Linked DNA regions of Mus musculus: region 2 is linked to region 1. Evidence: chromatin loops called from intact Hi-C (ENCODE). Cell type or tissue: left cerebral cortex. All regions are shown on one strand.

What was found. Peaks named below come from ENCODE experiments on the same cell type or tissue, not always from the same donor. Only the 100,000 strongest peaks of a DNase experiment are listed, where the experiment ranks them.
Region 2: a loop joins it to region 1, with 2.9 times the contacts of the local background. A loop is called at or near these places in 9 of 42 quality-filtered maps.

Annotation. Positions count from the first base shown.
Region 1 is chr4:53,825,182-53,827,681 of GRCm38, reverse strand. It overlaps Tmem38b (transmembrane protein 38B), which reads right to left and starts at 1,637. Exons shown (of 6, transcript NM_028053.2): 1 at 1,462-1,637. The coding sequence starts at 1,573. In left cerebral cortex, a CTCF peak has its summit at 1,250; DNase peaks (open chromatin) are centred at 792, 1,289 and 1,606; H3K4me3 peaks cover 1,671 bases; H3K27ac peaks cover 440 bases.
Region 2 is chr4:53,738,507-53,741,006 of GRCm38, reverse strand. The region is part of intron 6 of Fktn (fukutin); the gene reads right to left. Among named protein-coding and RNA genes, the nearest start is that of Fktn, 26 kb to the right of the region's middle. In left cerebral cortex, a CTCF peak has its summit at 1,551 (motif pointing left); a DNase peak (open chromatin) is centred at 1,564.

The sequences.
Region 1 (2,500 bases):
GTCCTCTAACACACTCCCTGGATGCTGGCGCAGGCATTCTCCTCTGAATACTATCATTTCCTAGTACTGGGAGAAAAACATGTTTCCCTCCTTGGTAATTAGCATTCAATTATCCAAGTGATTCTCAAATTTTAGACCCATACTGACCCCTAAAATTTAAAGAGGGCATGAATGGGATGCCAGAATTTAGGGGAAGAGACTACAGAGGGATAAAGTGCTTTGGAATATAAAATACTTTATATTTTTATCATATAACTTTGTGATAAAAAAATAGCGAATATATTTATGTAGATCATACCTTTAAAAATATTTTTAAAATTTCTTGGCCTGGGGCTCTACTCAGTGGGTGGGTACTTCAGTAGCTTCTATCTCCAGTAACAAGGAAGGACCTAGAGTTGGTGTTTATATTTAGCATTTGGAAACGTTAACAGTTTTTAAAGCAGTTACATATGGATTTTAAAATAATGCATTAAATGTAAATAATGTGTTCTTTACTAAAATAACTATTCTCAAAATCAAAAAAGTATTTCGTGAGAAAAGGCACATTGCTATCTAATTAGGCAAATCTCCTTAATGTCTAGCCTCAAACAGAAATGCTTGGACTCATCAGCTGTTTCATTATCTCTTACAACACTGTTAAGTCACACGGCCATTGGGAAACTTCGCTGTACACTCATAAAGGCAAGAACGGATAAATAACCTCTGAAGATACATTATGAAAATAATGAACTTTACAGTGTGTGACAGGGAAGAACCTGGGAAGTGAGCCACACTTTGAAAACGTCTGATTTAGTCAATACAAGATACTATCGGATTCTAGATATGGAGCAGTAACGAAACTGTAGTTCTCTTTAATCAGAGAAACAGTCTCCCACGAGGATGACCTGTTCCTCCACGAGTTAGACACAGAAAACTCTCAAAAACGTATGAGGCAAGGATTTAAAGAATTAGTGGTCCAGAAAAGGTAAGACAACCCTTAAACTTTCACCCTTCACCTCCCGGACAAGGAAGGCAGAGAAATGCCTGAACTCAAAGACAGACTCAGAAAAATAATGGGAAAATGGGGAACTTTAAAAGGAAACCCACTACATTCAATGTCAAAGACAGGAGTACAAACACTGCTTTTTGGTCACATGGTTCATGGAACTCAACGTTGTGAAAATCCCATCCCATCCCACATGTTTCACAGAGGGCTGAACTACATGCCAAGCGACTGTTACCCGGACCGTGCCTCCAGTGGCTGACTGAGAAACCGCAAAGCCACCCCCTCTCCTGGTTCAACACGCTAGCAAGGTGCTAGGTCCCACCTGAGACGTCCCGCTCAGGGGTCTACATGACCTTCCTCAGCCTACGTCTGAGTCCCGTGCTCGGTACTGAGGGGTGGGCCGCAGGGCATCCCGGCGTCCCTGCCTCCCGCAGTGAGGACGCGGAACCGGGAGCGCGTCGGGCCCCTTCACTCACCTGGCCGCTGCTTCAGCGCCATCACCGACACCAGGTAGTGGGCGATATCAAAAAAGGGAAACATGGACGTGCGGGAAAAGGCCAGAGTCAGATCATCCCACGGGTACTCCATGACGACTACCGACGCCGCCGGCCCCAGCAGCCGCGGCAGCCGGTTCCCCTCCGGCGGAGGGGGTGGGGGAGGGGACGGCCGCGCCAGCTTCAGCCCTGCGCGTGCGCCCTGGAGCCTAGGGGGGCGGGGTCCGGAACGGGGGCGGGGCCGGAGCCGGAACGAGGGGCGGGGCCCTGGCCCTGGTTCTCCTAAAAAAGGTATGACATTTTCTCAGTGTTGCAGTCAGTGCCAGCTGACCCAAGGGGCAACGGGCAACGCTCAAAGTCAGATTCTATGTAAACGGATGCCATTCCTCTTTTTCTGAACAGCCACGATGTAACTCATTTATTACTTAGTGAAGATATGAAAGATAATAAAACGGTAATGTTTTATCCATATCCCCATGAAACTTGAATTTTCCCAGAGGGAAAAAAAAATTTTAAGGACTCACGGAATTTCACAAAGCATAAAAAGTATGGATGCCACGCCAAAGCAGATGGTTAGAGAAGACCATTGCAGGGAAATGCACACGGTATTAAAAGCAAGTCTGTAAATATTAGAAGTTATTTTGGCTAGACTACAACCTGAAAAATGAAGTTGTAAAAGAAATAAAAGTCTTTCGCAGTGAAACCAGGTGGTTTAAGCTCTTGATCAGTCGCTACATTGTCCTCAGTCTTGTTTATCAAAAGCATGTGCTGAATTGGTAGTTGGGGTGAAGAAGATGGGCAGGTCTCTGAAGTTGCAATCCAGCACCAAAGATTCATGAGAAGAGACTAGGGAAATCAGAAATGCATTCACTAATCCAAGACAAAAGGTAGTAGTAGTAGATGCAGGTCTTAAGGACAAAGCCACAGATAGAGAAAGACTGCCAAGCAGACTAAAGTGGATACAAACACCACCTGTAATGACAGCAAAAGGAGCCAGGTTTTGAAAAACAAGAAAAGGAGC
Region 2 (2,500 bases), 87 kb after region 1:
GTTTCTATTAAGTGAGACAGCTGTGTACAGCAAAACCCAAAGAGCAATGGGCATACTACCTACTCCCCAGATGTCGGCTTCTACAAGGACTCAGGAGAAATGGCTGACCCCAGAGCTGGGATAGGAAAATCACAGGATGAGCCTAGAATATCTGTATTTTACTAAAATGGAAGAAAGAATGAGATAAGCCAGAAGATACAAAAGCTATCCGGAAGAGTTTTTAACTGGCCAAATGTGGACCAATCTGAAGATTAAAATAACTCATTAAACAGGAAACCATGAGTCTCTTATCTTAACAATAAATTTGATAAGAAATATAATATTTTAATAGTTACAAAGTAGCTTGCAAACAAATGCTTCTGATTACAAAGGGAAAAATGCAATAGCACAAAAGTGAAGGCAGCAGGTAAGAGGCAGGATGCAACCCCAGCAGTGTTCTGTGGCCTTCCTCTGAACATTCCCGCCAGAGGGAGAAGGGAGGCCACAGGACTCGAGAAGTCATGAGAACTAAAGGTCTCAGGAGATCCCCAAGGCCTTGCCCCTAGGCAGTCATAGTAGGTGCTGAGACTGATGATGCCCCCTGGTGCTGTGTGGAACTTCAGGGTACACAGCTTTTCTAAGTGTTCCTCACACAGAGGTGAGCTTCGTGGTGATGCAGCTGACAGAGACATCAGACTCCTGGAACTTCTCACCCATGGTCTCGGAAGTAACCTTAACAAACTCAGGGGTTCACCACGCTAGACTCGGGTGGAATCGGTTTTCAGTGTGCTGTTAGTGTCCTATCTGGGGTGAACACTAATTGTTCACGCTTCCTCAGGAAAAGCCAGGCGAGAAGCAGTAACAGGGGGTCAGGTAGCACCTTCTGGGACATAATGAGAAGAGCAAGCATAGCAGCACTGCCATGCTCTTTATGAGGAAAACCAGAGGGACAGTCTACAAAATAATATAACCTCCAAAATTATCAAAGCTATGAGAGTAGTTACCCAAACTGGTAGAGAACCCAGCACAGACTACAAGAAATTAAAGAAACAGGAAATCAGTATAGCATGTGATTGTAAACAGAATCCTTTCAATACAAACCTATTATGAGGACAACCAGCAAGATGTGAATGTGGACTTTCGTTGTTGTCTTTAAATTGGTCTTGCCATATGCCTTGGCTTGCCTGGAACTTTTGGCAATCCTCCGGCCCTGGCTTTCCAAACATGAAGATTACAGGCATGTGCCATCATACGCAGCTTAGATTGAGATTAAAAGCAATTTATGTTAATTCTTGATTTTCATGTTCAGACATAGGAAATAGTCTAGTTTTGTTCTGTTGTGTTTTTAGAAAGAACTAAGCTATGTGAGGCTTTGGGATACTGGTTTATAGATTACTCTCAAATGTGCCAGAAAAAAAGAGGCATTATTTCTATTGTACTGGCAACTGTTACATAAGTCAGACACTGCTTTTAAAATATCATTATTAAAACAAACGAGAATGCTAGGGGGTACTCTACTAGGGTTATTGGATTAGTTCATCTCTACAACCATTTAAGACTGTTTGGCGCCATCAAGTGTTCAAATGGGTGTATGCCAACTTTAATTTGAAAGTGTACACTCCTGGTATCTTACTCATGGTTCTAATGTAAGAGGATAAAGTAAGACCATGACCAAGCCCTCTAGTCACTGCACATCACAAGGGCAGCGGTGAAAACAAGTCAGGCATCACTAATGACATGGCTGCAATGACTGTCGTGAATAAACTAAGACGCCTGCTACCAGGAAGCTCCCAAAATTAGGAGGAAGCAAGACACTCACAATTCACCATGGCAACTGCTAGGGCAGAGGTGGGCAATGCCCATAGGGCAGGAAGAAGCACTGAATCCATCCCTCCTACCTCTTATCACTGTGTGGTGGAGGCAGAACTTGCCTGCACAACAGGCCTAACACACATGCTGCTCTCTAGCCTCTACCACGAAGCTCAGTAAATTTGACAGCCTTACAGTAATAAATTCAAAAGACCAGGAAGAGCTAGAAGAACCTCTTGGGCTGTCTTGGGTATCAGCATACAGTATGTGAGAAGCCTTGTATTTGAGTCTTGGACCTGGGGCAGCAATGAAAGAGCTGGCACTTAGTAGCTCCTATGTGCTCTAGCTTGCTCTCCAGTACTGTGATAAACACTACAATCAAAGGGCAACTTGGGGGAGAAAAGGGTGTAGCTCACCAGTCACAGCTCATGCCTGAGGGGAATCGGGGCCAGCACTCAAGTGAAGAACTGGAGAGCTGGCCATGATGGCACAGAGGCAGGCAGATCTCTGTGAGGAGAGGCAGAGAACCCCAGAAAGTGAAGGGCAAGTAGAACTGGGGTACCAAATCCCCACAGTCCAACGGCCTGTTTTCACTGCCTTTCTGGTCTCATATGACTTGTTACAGTTGAACTTTTACGCCCACCAAAATCATTTTTATATCACTACAGTCAGAAACCTACAAAGTTAGAACAGTAGAGGAAAAGCTGAAAAT